Regions from separate parts of the Homo sapiens genome. Here region 2 is linked to region 1. A link is an interaction called in ENCODE POLR2A ChIA-PET data of the cell type or tissue named here. Cell type or tissue: B cell. All regions are shown on one strand.

Evidence for each region. ChIA-PET counts read pairs that join two places held together with the same protein. Peaks named below come from ENCODE experiments on the same cell type or tissue, not always from the same donor. Only the 100,000 strongest peaks of a DNase experiment are listed, where the experiment ranks them.
Region 2: POLR2A ChIA-PET joins it to region 1 with 18 read pairs; 3 of 35 experiments call an interaction of 5 or more read pairs at or near these places.

The regions. Positions count from the first base shown.
Region 1 is chr19:49,051,772-49,059,771 of GRCh38, forward strand. It overlaps CGB7 (chorionic gonadotropin subunit beta 7), which reads right to left and starts at 5,978. Exons shown (of 5, transcript NM_001385261.1): 1 at 5,691-5,978; 2 at 5,350-5,477; 3 at 3,590-4,824; 4 at 3,070-3,237; 5 at 2,503-2,834. The coding sequence starts at 3,604. The coding sequence ends at 2,520. It also overlaps the pseudogene LOC124904739 and a transcript of NTF4 not described here. RefSeq lists enhancers at 2,327-2,877, 3,552-4,405, 4,406-5,258. In B cell, CTCF peaks have their summits at 4,465 and 4,667; DNase peaks (open chromatin) are centred at 4,560, 5,145 and 6,050; H3K4me3 peaks cover 2,245 bases; H3K27me3 peaks cover 4,298 bases.
Region 2 is chr19:49,136,232-49,144,231 of GRCh38, forward strand. It overlaps PPFIA3 (PPFI scaffold protein A3), which reads left to right. Exons shown (of 30, transcript NM_003660.4): 15 at 493-680; 16 at 1,974-2,196; 17 at 3,437-3,600; 18 at 3,730-3,857; 19 at 5,189-5,282; 20 at 5,803-5,884; 21 at 6,573-6,773. Among named protein-coding and RNA genes, the nearest start is that of HRC, 15 kb to the right of the region's middle. RefSeq lists enhancers at 591-1,097, 5,421-6,014. In B cell, no CTCF peak of the experiment used is centred here; a DNase peak (open chromatin) is centred at 6,810; H3K4me3 peaks cover 496 bases; H3K27me3 peaks cover 2,249 bases.

The DNA.
Region 1 (8,000 bases):
AGGACTTTGGGACTAGCCTGGCCAACGTGGCGAAACGCTGTGTCTACTAAAAAAATTACAAAAATTAGCTGGGTGTGGTGGTGCACACCTGTAGTCCCAGCTACTCGGGAGTCTGAGGCAGGTGAATTGCTTGAACCCGGGAAGCATAGGTGCAGTGAGCCAAGAGCGCGCCACTGCACTCCAGACTGGGTGACAGGGCGAGACTCCGTCTCAAAAAAAAAAAAAAAAAAAAAGATGAAATAAAAATAAAAATAGAAAATAGCCAACTACAATTACTCAATAGCAACAGAGGGTAAAATACAGGCTCAGAGAAATTAATGCTTTTTGCCTGGTCACATAGGCAGCAAATGACAGAGATGGGACTTCACCTCTGGGCAACTGCATTCTGCCATCCTTCCCGTAGAACTCTGAGGAACCGAGAGTCTTGCATCTTGGAGGATGTTCCAACCAATTTTTTTTTTTTTTTTTTGAGATGGAGTCTCACTCTCTCACCCAGACTGGACTGCAGTGGCTCGATCTCGGCTCACTGCAAGCTCTGCCTCCCGGGTTCAAGCCATTCTCCTGCCTTAGCCTCCCGAGTAGCTGGGACTGCAGGGGCCTGCCACCACGTCTGGCTAATTTATTGTATTTTTTAGTAGAGACGGGGTTTCCCCGTGTTAGCCAGGATGGTCTTGATCTGCTGACCTTGTGATCTGCCCACCTCGGCCTCCCAAAGTGCTGGGATAACAGGCATGAGCCACTGCGCCCGGCCCAATTTTTTTTTGTTTGTTTTGTTTTGTTGTTTTTTTTTTTTTTTTTGAAACAGAGTCTCACTCTGTCTGGCCAGGCTGGAGTACAGTGGCACAATCCCGGCTCACTGTAACGCCTGTCTCCTGGTTTCAAGCGATTCTCCTGCCTCAGCCTTCTGAGTAACTGGAATTAAAAGCACCTGCCACCGTGCCCAGCTAATTTTTGTATTTTTAGTAGAGATGCGGTTTCACGACATTGGCCAGACTGTTCTCAAACTCCCAACCTCCAGTGATACTCCTGCCCTGGCCTCCCAGAGTGCTGGGATTATAGGCCTGAGACACCACGCCTGGCCCCAAACAAATTGCTTTAAGACGAGGTCTCCCTATGTTTCCCCACTGCACTTGAACTCCTGGGCTCAAGCCATCCTCCTGCTGTGGCTCCTGAGTAGCTGGGACTACAGACTCAAGCCACCATGCCTGGCCACATTCCACAATTTAGAGAAAGTCCACAACCTGGAATCCTAGGGAGACCCTGATTCACCTCAAAACTGCCACTAAGGAGGTAAAACGCTGCCCCTCTGAGGCAGGCTTCAGTTTCCCTGTGTGTGAAATTGACCTGGCGCTGGGAGAGGCTGGTGGAGGCGCGGATTTTGCAGTTTCCCTACAACATTCTGGAAGCCTGTGGTTCTGGGAAAGGTTGGCGTGGAGAAGACTGGGAAACAACCAGTGGTCACCAGAGCTGTAGCAACTCTTCCACCTCGGAGCTCTGGGGCTGGGAACCCCAGGCTTCGGGGACCACTGTGGAGGACGCAGGTGGCCCCCTCTTTCCTGACATCTCAGGAGAGGGAGGGGTAACCGGCTAGGGGAAGAAAAGCACAGGAAGGTTATACAGCCAGATGGGGAAGGGGCCAAATCCCTGAACAACCCCCTCCCAGAGTTCCTCTTCAAGTGCAGGGTACCCAAGAGTCAAGGCCCCGCCCCCTTTCCAGAGGCCCCTTTTCTACTTAGGTGATGGCTCCTGGCTGGGATGGGAGGCAGATGGACGGAGGGGAGGGGGGAGGAGGGGAAGGGAGAGGCAGTGGATGAAGGAGAATGGAAGAGATGACATCCCCCTCGGCCCCTTCATCCCATTCAAGTCCCCAAGCCGCTCCCCCCCCACACCTGCACTGCCAGTGCCAACGTCAGAGGGAGGAAGACGGAGCTCGGCTTAGGAGGCTGAGGCCCTGCCCCCTGGGCCACACCAATCATGTGGCCTTCCTTCTCCCCACAGAAGGCCAGACCATGGACACCTCCTGAGCTGGATGTCGTCCCCCATCTTCACTCTCTTTTCTTTTTCTTTCTTTCCTTCTTTCTTTCTTTCTTTTTTTTTTTTTTTGAGATGGAGTCTCGCTCCGTCATGCAGGCTGGAGTGCAGTGGTGTGATCTCGGCTCACTGCAAGCTCCCCCTCCCAGGTTCACTCCATTCTCCTGCCACAGCCTCCCAAGTAGCTTGGACTGCAAGCGCCCACCACCAAGCCGGGATAAGTTTTCGTATTTTTAGTAGAGATGGGGTTTCACCGTGTTAGCCAGGATGGTCTCGATCTCCTGACCTCATGATCAGCCTGCCTCGGCCTCCCAAAGTGGTGGGATTACAGGCGTGAGCCACCGCGCCCCGCCGTCCACCCTGTTTTCTACCAGAGTTCTGATACTGTGACTTTGTATAAAATGGTTTGGAAGCTGGACCCACCCTGTGTGTGTGTGGTTGCCCTGAGCCCACAGAAAGACACCGCCAGAGTGCGGATTGAGAAGCCTTTATTGTGGGAGGATCGGGGTGTCTGAGGGCCCCGGGAGTCGGGATGGACTTGGAAGGCTGGGGGGAGGGGCCTTTGAGGAAGAGGAGGCCTGGAAGCGGGGGTCATCACAGGTCAAGGGGTGGTCCTTGGGACCCCCGCAGTCAGTGGTGCTGCGGCGGCAGAGTGCACATTGACAGCTGAGAGCCACGGCGTAGGAGACCACGGGGTTCACGCCGCGCGGGCAGCCAGGGAGCCGGATGGACTCGAAGCGCACATCGCGGTAGTTGCACACCACCTGAGGCAGGGCCGGCAGGACCCCCTGCAGCACGCGGGTCTGGAAGCCGTGTGAGTGGGAGAATGAGCATGTGCCTGGGGCCAGCGCCTCAGCTGAGCTCCCCAGCTGCCCCCACAGGTCTCAGACTCAGGGGTCCAGGAAGCCCTCTGTTCCTGCCCTCCCACACCCCATTCCGCAGCCCCTGACCAGAGAGGCAGACCACCCTTCCTCCCCCGCTGCCTCTGTGGGTCTGGCCCTGAGGTGGCAGCACCTGCCCGGGCCCCGGGCAGCTCACCATGGTGGGGCAGTAGCCGGCACAGATGGTGGTGTTGACGGTGATGCACACGGGGCAGCCCTCCTTCTCCACAGCCAGGGTGGCATTGATGGGGCGGCACCGTGGCCGAAGCATCTCCCTGGATGCCCATGTCCCGCCCATGCTCAGCAGCAGCAACAGCAGCAGCCCCTGGGACAAGGACACTGCTTCACCCGGGCCTGAGACCACAGCCCTGAGCCCTGGCCTTCCCATCCCCCAGGGTACACCACCCACAAAGACCCAGAGACCCTTCCCGGCATCTCCTATTCAGGACCCACCACCCGGACACCTGCCTTTCAGAGCCCACCCCACAGCCCGAGGGACCTGAGATGCCCCAACATTTCAGATCCCCACCCTCAGGAACTGCCCCACGTGAAGCTTATTGGGGGTCACGCTCCTCCAGAAAGAGGCGTCCTTCCACAGCTCACACTGGTCTGCCCCTTCTCATGCCAGTGATGGCCTGGAAGGAGGTGGAAGGTGCCCAGGGGCCCTGCAGTCTTACCTGGAACATCTCCATCCTTGGTGCGTCCCCTGCCTGGTGTACCTGGCTTTATACCTCGGGTTTGTGGGGGCGTCAAGGCCACCAGGAGGTTGTAGGATGCTGGAGTGAGCTGGACACTAACCCTTCGGGGGGCGAGAAGTAGACAAGGCCAGGGAGGCACAGGAGTGGCTCAGCGGAGCACCCCAGTCCTCTCCCCTCAGTGGTCTAGCGCCAAGGATGAGGCGGAGACCACGGTGAAGTGACCTCTGAGACTCAGTCGTCGAGTGCTAGGGACTAGTCGAGGCTGGAGGCACAGAGAGTAGGGTGTAGGAAGGCCTGCCTCTGCCTATGGTGGGGTCTTGGGAACCAGGAGGAGGCCGTGACCCGAGAAAGGTGCTGGACTGAAGCCTCAACCCTCCTCTACTTGAGCCATTCCTGCACCACAGTCCAACCTAACAGGAGGGGCGCGGCTTCGGACTTAGCTTCTGCCCAGTGAGAGAGGGTCTCCCCGTGACTGTGCTGCCAGGGAAGCCACTTGACCCAGATGCCCCCCAACGAGGGATTCAGCCCGAGCCCCACCTCTCCCTTAGGAACCTCCGCCCACCCTACCCTCAAGCCAGGATGCCCGGAGCGGTCCCCGGAAATGCGTGTGCTTCAGGTGATTTAACTGATTATTGAATAGGCCCGCAGGAGGTGTGTCCTGCCCGCGGGGCCGCAGCCTCGGAGGACATTGTCTGGACTTAGTCCCTTCCCCGCGATCCAGCCGCAGCTGAGTGGGCGTGTCTGGGCTAGTCCTGTCCCCACACTGCGGATAGACTTAATGAGTGCGAGCCCACCTAGGTCCGACACCGCGTAGTGAGCGGCTGCCCAGAGCTCTGCTCCGCCCCCACGCCAGGGGGCGTGTCTGGGGTGGGGCTGGCCCGGCAGGCTCCCACTAGCCCCGGCTTACAGCGGCCTGAGCGGGAGTTCTCGGTGCTGTAGGCTTTCGGGACGCTGTGTATGCCCGGCAGGGGCTTCCAGTGGGGGCCACCCCAAGTCGCCTCCAGCGGGCGGAAGCGGTCGAGCCGGCGGAGCGGGTGCGGCGAGGAGCTGTAGGTTTCCTGAGCCGGAGACATGGCCCGCCGTGCGGCGCTCGAGGCGGCCTGGAAGAGCAGAGACAGGGCTGCCGCTGCGGGTCGTGACTCCAGAGTTGGGGCGTCTCTTCTAAGCTCCAGTAGGTCAGGTAGTCCTTGCGGGGGTATCCGGACGGCTCCGTCCTGTGGGAGCAGGGCGGGATGGTGAGGATACAGCTGGATCCTTGGGGACGAGTTTCAGACCTCGGGATCTAAGGAGTCTGCACATTCAAACTCCTGCATTTCCAGGCGAGCACCCCTTAGGAAGGACGCGACCGGGCACGCGTTGCCTGCGTTCCTGGGTCCTCGAGGTACTTAACGTCCTGGAAGCTGAGCTTTCGCATCCTAGGGAAGGAAACGGGGGCTTTCGCTTCCTTGCGAAGGAGCATGTGGGGGCTCAAGTACCGAAGGAGGCCCTGCCCTCAGATCCAGAATCCCCTCGAGCCGCTGTGCAGGCTTCCTGTCCCTACCGCGGTTCCTGGAGGTGACACTAAGGACTCCTGGGTGCTAAAAGAGGGAGGGGCTGGGGTCTGAACTGTGGTTGTTGCTGCTATAGGAGTCGAGACTGAGACCACCGGTCAGGGAATGGGAGCCAGCCCAGGGGCTCGGCGTGCACCGGCCATGGCGGGGGCTGTGCAGGAGGCGGTGCCGAGCGAGAGCCCGGCTTACTTGGGATAGAACCGAAAGTCCCGCGCCGAGGTGGTCAGATAGAGCTGGCGGCGGTTCAGGACGCCCCGGTCGGATACTGTGAAGGGTGGGCCAGACAGCGCGGGGTTCTTCGTGCAGGCGATTAGAGCCTGAGCAAGATTGGGGGAGGAGGCATACCCAAGACATAGATTTCATACCCCATCCCAAGTCCTGGGTCCCGAGTTCAGAATCCCTCTCCTTCGGCCTCGACAGCCATGACGGCCACGGCCCTCACACCCCGCCCCAGGGTCAGAGCCCTTCCTGCCACCCACGCCAGGGAACTTCAGCTTCCTTTCTCATACCCGAACCCTTCCCAGCCTCACCTCCCTAAATCCAAGCCCTCCTGCTGGTCAAGGAACTCAAATGCAGGCCCCCAGCCACCACAAAATCCCCCTGGTTCTGCCCCCGGTCTCAAGCCTTCTTGGTGTGGCCACTGGAGCTGAGCTGCATCTTGGGCAACAACTCCAGGTTACCTCTCCTAACTCCCACCCTACCACGTCTCAGAATATTCTAGTCTCCTCCCCACCCACAGCCCGCCGTCTAGCTCCGCAGCAGCTTAGGAGCCCTGAAGGCGAGTTTCCAGCCCCTGGTCCTTCTGGCCTGGCGTGGATGCCCAGCCCTTCCTCCCGCTCCTCTAACCTCCCGATCCCGCCCCAGATCCTTTAGCCACGCCCCAAAGCTGTGATTTCCTTCTGGCCCCGCCCCAGGCTCCCGGAGCTCCGCTGGTCTCGCCAGCGCCGGCTTCCACCCAGACACCTGGGAAGGCCCCCCGCGGTGGTGGTCCGAGAGTTGTGAGGGGCTGGGGCCCGACGTATTTGGGGGCGCGCGCGTCCGGGCCGGGAGAGCAAGTGTACTGCGCCCTCGTCTCGCTGCTCTGGTACTTTGTGGTCAGTAGGAGGGTTCAGCTGCGGTGTCTGAGCTGCGGAAAGGCAACCCAGAGACTCATGTGAAGGAGCAGGGGACTCAAATGCAGTCCCCCGCAGACTCCGGCGCTCCCCAAATCTTACCTTTTCTCCTGAATCCTTGATCCCCACAGTCCGCGTGGGGTCTGCAGGCTCTGGGGCTCTGGGCTGGGCGCAGGGCCCGCCATGGGTCTTGGGCACGTAGGCCGAGCCAGAGGTTGTCTCCCATCTGCTGAGGACCTCGTCGAAAGCCCAGATGCGAGAATCCTGCTTTGCAGTCGGAGGTAGAGGGTCCGCGACCGTGGACTGGAGAGAAGGCGCCGCACATCAGCTAGAAAGACTCAGGAGTCCCTATCACCCCCCACCCCAAACTCTGACCTCTTCCAGTCGGCCCCCAGCCCTTTCCTCTGCAGTCCCTGGCATCCAAATTCCCTGGCGCCTCCTCTCTCAGACCCAGGACTCCAGGACCCTCCTCCTTCAGAGAGGAGTCCAAGCTCCCAATCCCCTTTTCTCAGCCCCCATCTTTCTGGGTCCCCAGGCCCCGCAGGGCTTCAGCCTAGGGTCTGCCCACCTGCACCGTGGGCGGGGGGAAGGGTACGGGTGGGATAATGCCATGGGTAACGTAGCTGCTGGTGAGATGCCAGTTGGGCCAGGATTCAGGCATCTCGGTTGCAGAGATGAAAGACCACGGGGGGCCACAGCGCACAGCCAGGGTGCCACTGGCCATGGTTCCACCCCCTCCCTGTAGCCAAGCAGGAGCTGGTTTGTTGCTGTTGCCCCAGGTGACAGAACCCGCCCACCCCAATCCAGCCAATGAAAGGCCTGCAGGCACATGGATGGATGGAGTGATTAAGAGACCCAGAGACAGAGAGACAGGGACTCCAAGAGGGGCACAGAGAAACACGGAGTGGGGGATGGAGAGTCAGAAAGAGGCGGACAGAAGGGGATGGAGAAGTTCAGGATTTCAGAGACCCAGGGGGTGGGGGAGACAGAGACACAGAAAGAAGGACAGAGACCTGGGGGTGTCAGAGATACAGACAGAGACCCCTGCACTGCCCCCAGCACCTCAGGACATCCATGAGAAACACCCCCCTTTGCTCCAGGGTCCAGAACCTCCTGGCTGCTTCCTCCCTCTGCCAGGCCTGCCCACCTCGGGGTAACGATTTCCAGATGTCCCCGGGGCTCCCCAACCCTTCCCGCACGTGCTGAAGGAGTCAGCGCTGGTGTCAGCTGTCCTGCCTGCCTTTGATTTGGTTGAAAACTTCCACCTGGGTAGGCTGGGTGGGGAAAGAGAAAGGGATCTAGAGAGAAGTGCACCGGACCATAGCGAAAAAGATGGGCTTTGATGAGTGAGGAATAAATACAACAAGAAAGGGGAGAGACAGGGAGGAAGAAAGAGACCACGATGGAAAGGGAGCTATTAGTACTACCCAGAGGCGACAGACACTGGAAGTTAGAGACAGAGATGAAGGTGGCAAAAACGACCAAAGTCACAGATGGAAAACAAGGAGACGTAGAAACTGAGGCAGCCACGCCCCACCCTGCCCAGGGGCCTGGTCTGTATAGATGCGGGGAGAAGTTGCCTATGTCCTTTGCTCAAAGCTGGACCTGAGAGAGAGAGAGAGAGTTGGTGGGGCGATGGGTAACATGTGAAGGGCTATTGTGAAGGCCTGTGGTCTGTCCCTGGCTTCCCTTGTCACTTCTTCACTATAAACAGCTTTTGATCACCGG
Region 2 (8,000 bases), 84 kb after region 1:
GGTGGAGTCATGGGTGTGGGCGTGGCTTGGAGAGGATTTGGGGAGGGATCAAGAACAGGGACCTGTCAAGAGAGGAAGTTGGAGGCCGGGCAGGGTGGCCCATGCCTGTAATCCCAACACTTGCTGGCGCCGAGGCAGGCAGATCACTTGAGGTCAGGAGTTCGACAGCAGCCTTGCCAAAATGGCATCGCTACTAAAAATGCAAAAATTAGCCGGGCGTGGTAGCGGGCGCCTGTAATCCCAGCTACTCAGGAGACTGAGGCAGAAGAATCGTTCGAACCTGGGAGGCGTAACCCGAGATTGCGCCACTGCACTCCAGCCTGGGCGACAGAATGAGACTCTGTCTCAAGAAAAAATAAATAAAATAAAAAAAATAAAGCTGGGCTGGGAAAAGCATCAGTGAGGTCGGGCAAGTCAGGATCATGAGCCAAGACCCAGCGCCAACCTCGGCCCCCAGCCACCTAATGTCCCTCTGTCCCCACACAGGGATAGGATTGGGAGCGGTCTGCCCCTGCGGGCTCCATACCACCCCCATTCCCTGGGGAACTGGACGGCTCCGATGAGGAGGAGGCAGAGGGGATGTTTGGGGCCGAGCTGCTGTCCCCCAGTGGGCAGGCTGACGTGCAGACGCTGGCCATCATGCTTCAGGAGCAGCTGGAGGCCATCAACAAGGAGATCAAGTGAGCCCTGGCCCCGCCCCGGCCTGCCCTGCCCTGCCGGAGCTGACTCCACAGCCCTTCTGGCTCTGGAGGCCTGAAAGCCTGAGTCCGTCTCCTCTTACACCATCCACAAGGAATTCTTCCAGCCCAACACTCACTCCGCTGTCCAGGCATCCCCTAGGATACACTCAGAAGTCTTCTATGTGCTACCTACACATATACCCCCCAGCCAGTACTCACCATTCCCCAACACACCAAAGCCTGCATCCCCAAATAGCCCAGTTCCTCTTGATGCATCAAGAATCTTCCATTACGCCATCGATTTTGTGGTTTCACATAACCAGTGCCCAGAGTCTCCCACTACCCTAGGAATCTCAAGACAACACAAGGTTCCCAACCTCAAACACCAAGAATCTCATCCTAACATGCTAATCAAAAACTTCAACTCCAGGCTGGGCACAGTGGCTCACGCCTGTAATCCCAGCACTTTGGGAGGCTGAGGCCAGCGGATCATGAGGTCATGAGGTCAGGAGATAGAGACCATCCTGGCTAACATGGTGAAAACCTGTCTCTACTAAAAATGCAAAAAATTAGCCAGGCATGGTGGCAGGCGCCCGTAGTCCCAGCTACTCAGGAGGCTGAGGCAGGAGAATGGCATGAACCCGGGAGGCGGAGCTTGCAGTGAGCCGAGATAGTGCCATGCACTCCAGCCTGGGCTACAGAGCGAGACTCCGTGTCAAAAAAAAAAAAAAAAAAAAAAAAAAAAAAGTCCCCAACTTATTAAGAAGCCCCCAGTGATGTAAAGTCTACCCTGATTCACCAGCAATGGCCATATTCAGCAATTCTCTTATAATGTACTCCCCATGAGCCTTCGGCAAATATACCATGACCACCACTTTCCATACCAAATGAGTCCATGCCCTTCCCAGATCCTAGATTGGCCTGAGTCCCTGATCTCACAATGCTCCTATTATGACCTTGCTCTTACAGGCCACCTTGAACTTGACCTTTTGTCCATAGTAATCCCTTCATGATTTTCCAAACCCCTTGACTATCATCAGGGCCACCCTGATACAAACCCCAATCACCTTGATAGCCCTAATCCTGCAATGACTTCCTGAGACTCTCAGGACCCCTTGACTCTCCTTGAGCCTGGAAGGCCTTCAGAAACCCACCAAAGTCCTCTGACGTCATTGCACCGTCCCCAGAATTCCCATTGCCCCACCAGGCCTTTCTGGCCCATTGTGCTCCCAGATTCCCTCTCCCGCTGTCTGCTGCGGCCCCTCACCCAGTTTCCCCTATTTCCCTCCTCAGGCTGATCCAAGAGGAGAAGGAGACAACAGAACAGAGGGCAGAGGAGCTGGAGAGTCGGGTGTCCAGCTCTGGCTTGGACTCGTTGGGCCGCTACCGCAGCAGCTGCTCCCTGCCCCCCTCCCTCACCACCTCTACCCTTGCCAGCCCCTCCCCTCCCAGCTCTGGCCACTCAACACCCCGCCTGGCACCCCCTAGCCCTGCCCGTGAGGGCACCGACAAGGCTGTGAGTGCTCTGAAGTCTCCCCAGCCTAGTAGGGGGATGGGGAGAGGTCAGAGGCAGGGCTCCCCAGTGTACAGCAACAATAACCCCTCACACCAGTGGTTTTCCAAAGCAACCTCAGCTTTCCCTAAAGGTTCAAACTCAAAGGGCAAAGGGGAGGCTGAGTCACTGGGATCTTGAACCCTAACTTTCACTTTAGTCAGATCTGGTCTACTTTTATTTCTCATGCGTCAAGTTTCTGCATAGGATTTTAAAAAGTTTCTGGCTGGGTGCGGTGGCTCACGCCTGTAATCCCAGCACTTCGGGAGGCCAAGGTGGGCAGATCACTTGAGGTCAGGAGTTCGAGACCCACCTGGCCAACATGGTGAAACCCCCACCTCTACTAAAAATACAAAAATTAGCCTGGCCTGGTGGCACGTGCCTGTAATTCCAGTTACTCGGGAGGCTGATGCAGGAGAATCAATTGAACCCAAGAGGCAGAGTTTGCAGTGAGTTGAAATTGTGCCACTGCACTCCAACCTGGGAGACAGAGTGAAACTGTGTCTCAAAAAAAAAAAAAGTTTCTGTGACAACATGCATTGGAGAACTACAAATTAGATCCTCAGAATTGACCTTTGAGGGAGACAAAGAGATATTGGCCCTATTTTACTCCCTTAAATTCAGCTTTCCTGCTTCCAGAACCTGTAACTCATTAGCTTTCTTTGAGGCCTGACCAACATGGTGAAACCCCATCTCTACTAAAAATACAAAATTATCCGTGTATGGTGGTGTGGGCCTGTAGTCCCAGCTTCTTGGGAGGCTGAGGCTAAAGAATCACTTAAACCCGGGAGGCAGAGGTTGCAGTGAGCTGAGATCATGCCACTGCACTCCAGCCTGGCGACAGAGCTAGACTCTGTCTCAAAAAAAAAAAAAAAATTACCCGGGCATGGTGGCACATGCCTTTAATCTCAGCTACTTGGGAGGCTGAGGCAGGAGAATCTCTTGAACCTGGGAGGCAGAGGTTGCAGTGAGCCGAGATTGTGCCATTGCACTCCAGCCTGGGCCACAAGAGTGAAACTCCATCTCAAAAAAAAAAAAAAAAAAAAGTTTCTGCAACTCACCCTGACTTGAGCTAGACTACCTTCGTATACTGTGTTCTAAACCAGGGTCACCCCACACACACCTTAGTAGACATCTCAGTTAATAAGGAGCCCCCGACATGACTCTTTGAACTCAATCCAGCATCTGTGCCCTCTGTCCTCAGAATCATGTCCCTAAGGAGGAAGCTGGAGCTCCACGAGGGGAGGGGCCGGCCATCCCAGGAGACACCCCACCACCCACTCCCCGCTCTGCCCGTCTTGAGAGAATGACCCAGGCCTTGGCACTGCAGGCGGGGTCCCTGGAAGATGGGGGACCCCCACGGGGAAGGTCAGCAGGGACAAGGGATAGGGACAGGGAGAAGCTGGCTTGGGAAGATGAGAAGGGGGTGGACAAGGACTTGGGAGGAGAGGGGGCATCTCAGCAAGCATATGCTCTCATTCTCTCCTGCTTTCCCAGTGAGGGCACCCCAGATTCTCTGCACAAAGCCCCCAAGAAGAAGAGCATCAAGTCATCCATAGGCCGTCTCTTTGGCAAGAAAGAGAAGGGACGAATGGGACCCCCAGGCCGGGACAGCTCTTCTCTGGGTGAGTACCTCACTCTAACCCTTCCCTCCTTTGTTCCTTCCTCCCTTCCTCCCTCCCTTTCTTTCTTCTTTGTATGTTCATTTGACATCCATTCATGTCTTCATTCATTTGGTGATTTATTTAGAATTTGGAAGGAACACAGCTTGCCAAGGTAGGCGGGAGGAGGAGGGAAAAGGAAAGGGCACTCTGGGACCTGCTTGGGTGACTGGGTAGGTAAAGGAATTTATTTCCTTTACTTATTTTTTTGTTGTTTTTTGGTTTTTGTTGTTGTTGTTTTGAGATGGAGTTTCACTCTGTCACCCAGGCTGGAGTGCAGTGGCAACGATCTTGGCTCACTGGAACCTCTACCTCCTGGGTTCAAGCGATTCTCCTGCCTCGGCCTCTTGAGCAGCTGGGACTATAGGCGCCCGCCACTATGCCTGGCTAATTTTTTTGTATTTTTAGTAGAGATAGGGTTTCCTCATGTTGGCCAGGCTGGTCTTGAACTCCTGACCTCAGATGATCCACCCACCTCGGCCTCCCAAAGTGCTGGGATTACAGACTCATTTACCTTTTTTTTTTTTTTTTTTTTTTTTTTTTGTTTGGAGACGGAGTCTTGCTCTGTCGCCCAGGCTGGAGTGCAGTGGTGCTATCTCGGCTCACTGCAAGCTCCGCCTCCCAGGTTCATGCCATTCTCCTGCCTCAGCCTCCCCAGTAGCTGGGACTACAGGCGCCCACCACCACGCCCGGCTAACTTTTTGTATTTTCAGTAGAGATGGGGTTTCACCGTGTTAGCCAGGATGGTCTTGATCTCCTGACCTTGTGATCTGCCTGCCTCAGCCTCCCAAAGTGCTGGGATTACAGGTGTGAGCCACCGTGCCCAGCCACCTATTTTTTAAACAGAGGAAGAGGGTGGGGCATCCTCAAAGCAGGGCACCTTCCTGTGGTGTGCTGGAGCCCGCTGGCACTGGCTCAGGAGATCCGCTATTTCAGGAATTGGCTGACATCACACTGGTAGCTTGAAATTGGCCATGGTGGGATTATTTACACCATGGAAATGGGCAAATGCTACAAATCAGGGATTCCCTTCTGCCTCCCCAAGGAGCCGGTTGTTAGGCATTTACCAGCATACAACTGCCACCTTACCAAGGGCATCCCAGTGCATCCAGCCGTATTTTGGGGATGACTCCAATTCATGGGCGCTTGTCTGCCTTTATCACTTCCTCGATGTGCCCTCACTCACTACTCCCTCAGGGCCTCTGCCTTTCCGGCATTTTCCTCATCACCTCCAGCATGAAAGATTCTGCCTCCCCCTTGAGATTTTCCAAATTTCGACCCCTCCCTGCCTCCAGCTGGAACACCCTCAGATGAGACACTGGCCACTGACCCTCTGGGGCTAGCCAAGCTGACAGGCCCAGGAGACAAGGACCGAAGGAACAAGAGGAAGTGAGTGTGTGTGAGTGTGAGCGTGTGTGTGTGTATGTGAATGTGAGAGTGTGTGAGGGTGTGTGTGTGCGTGTATGTGTGTGTATGAGTGTGTGTGTGTGTGAGAGGGTGTGTGAGTGTGTGTGTGCAGCGGTGGTGGTGGTGAACAGAAATGGGAATTCAATGCTGGGAGGAGGTGTCCGTGATCCTGAACTTGCTTGCCTGGAAACCCAGGAGCTCCTAGAGTTTTTATTTTTTCTTTCTTTTTTTAAAAATTTTTTTTGTATTTTTTACATTTATATTATATTTTTTGTTTCTTTTGTTTTTCTTATTTTGTTCTCTCTTTTGATAGGGGTTGGGGGGAGAGGATTTACAGATTCACATGTATTTTTTGACCTTCTGCCGTGTTTTGTACATTCATAAAAGCTGCGTGTGCGTATGTGCATGTGTGTGTGTGTGTATGTGTGCTGATGGGGGCCATCCACAGAGCAGGGGGTCTCCATCCCTGACAGCTTCTATCCTGGCCCCTTCACCCTTACAGGCATGAACTCCTGGAGGAGGCCTGCCGCCAGGGCCTACCTTTTGCTGCCTGGGACGGGCCCACCGTGGTGTCCTGGCTGGAGGTACTGGGGCCCAGAAATGCCCTGACTGTTGGTCCCCAACCCCTCTGACAGCCCCACTGGTAGGGGCTGCCTGGTCCTCCTGGCGCACCCTGCTTCTAGCCCAGAGGTGGGGGTGGCCATGGGCCTGGCAGGTGAGGACCCAGGAGGGCTCGGGCTTCCTGTTCACCTAAACAGTTTCTTTCTCCTTCTCCTTCTGCCCCTGCCACTCTGGCCTTGCCCACCTGGGTCATGGTCTCCTGTCGTTCTCTCTACTCTCTCTTTCTGGATTCTCTGTCTCTATTTTTCGGCACCATTCCCATCTCTGACCACGCTTTTGTCATTCCCCATATTTCTCCTCATGTCTCCGATCGCCCTGCCGATGTCTCCCTGTCTCCGGCTTCCTGTCTCTCCCCACCCTCTATTTCTCTCTCTCTATTTCTTTCTCTCTCTCTCTCTTTCTCTCTCCCTCTCCCTCTTCCCCCACCCGCCCCCCGCCCCCCGTTTCTCTCCCTATTTGTCTCCCTCGGACTCTCCCTCATCTCGTCCACGTCTCTTTTCCTTGTCCTGTTTCTTCTCCTTGCGAACTTTCCCACGTCTCTGTTTCGCTCCCCACCCCCTTGCCTTTCCCCACCTCCCTGTTCCCCCATCTCTCCGATTTTCTCCTCCTCTGTCCCTCTGTCCCCTCTGTCCCTCTGTCCCTCCGCTGCAGCTGTGGGTGGGCATGCCTGCCTGGTATGTGGCCGCCTGCCGGGCCAATGTCAAGAGCGGTGCCATCATGGCCAACCTGTCAGACACGGAGATCCAGCGCGAGATCGGCATCAGCAACCCGCTGCACCGACTCAAGCTACGCCTCGCCATCCAGGAGATGGTCTCGCTCACCTCGCCCTCAGCCCCCGCCTCCTCCCGCACTGTGAGTGTCCGGCGGCCAATTCCAGCCTTCGCTTCCTCAGAGCCCCGCCTCTTGCCCTCAGTCTAGCCAATCCTGGGCCTGCTCACTCCCCTGTCCCACGACCCTGCTTCTCATTGGCTTTTACCCCCCTCAGCCTCCCCTCCACTCCTAACTTGGCCTGTGGTCCGTCCCTGTGGTACTCCAGGAGGGGCCCAGGCCACCTCCTTCCCTGACTCTCTCCCTCTCCTCGGCATTTGCTGTCCCACTCAAATGTCACCACCTCTAAGAAGCTTTCTTTGTCAGCTAAACGAGTTTCCCCATCATTCCGGCATATCAGCACCTTCTAATTTTCCCCATAGCATTTATTGCCTTCTAATTATTTTATCTTTTCTTTCCTTTTTTTTTGGAGACAGAGTTTCGCTCTTGTTGTCCAGGCTGGAGTGCAATGGCGCTATCTCCGCTCACTGCAACCCCTGCCTCCCGGGTTCAAGCCATTCTCCTGTCTCAGCCTCCTGAGTAGCTGGGATTACAGGCGCCCGCCACCACGCCCAGTTAATTTTTGTATTTTTAGTAGAGACAGGGTTTTGACACGTTGGCCAGACTGGTCTTGAACTCCCGACCTCAGGTGATCCGCCCGCCTCGGCCTCCCAAAGTGTTGAGATTACAGGCGTGAGCCCCTACGCCTGGCCCTCGTTCCAACTTTTGATTACGAGACATTTCAAACATACAGAAAATCATGTGTACCCAGTTCAGCGATTCTCAAACTTTTGCTGTACTTGCTCTGTTGTGTGTGTGGGGTGGAGGCGGGGAGTGGGGAGTACAGGTTGAGTGTCCCTTACTTGAAATACGTGGGACCAGAAGTGTTTAGAATTTCTGATTTTAAAAAGTTTTTTTTGAATATTTGCATATAAATGAAATATCTTGGGGATGGGAGCCAAGCCTAAACATGAAATTCATTTATGTTTCATATGCATCTCATACACATGCCTAAAAAGAATTTTATACAATATTTTATTTTTTATTTTTATTTTATTTTTTCGAGATGGGAGTCTTGCTTTGTCGCCAAGGCTGGAGTGCAATGGTGCGACCTCGACTCACTGCAACCTCTGCCTCCTGGGTGCAAGCAATTCCAATCCTCTGCCTCAACCTTCCGAGTAGCTGGGATTATAGGCGCCCACCACCACGCCCTGCTAATTTTTGTATTCTTAGTAGAGATGGGGTTTCACCATCTTGGCCAGGCTGGTCTTG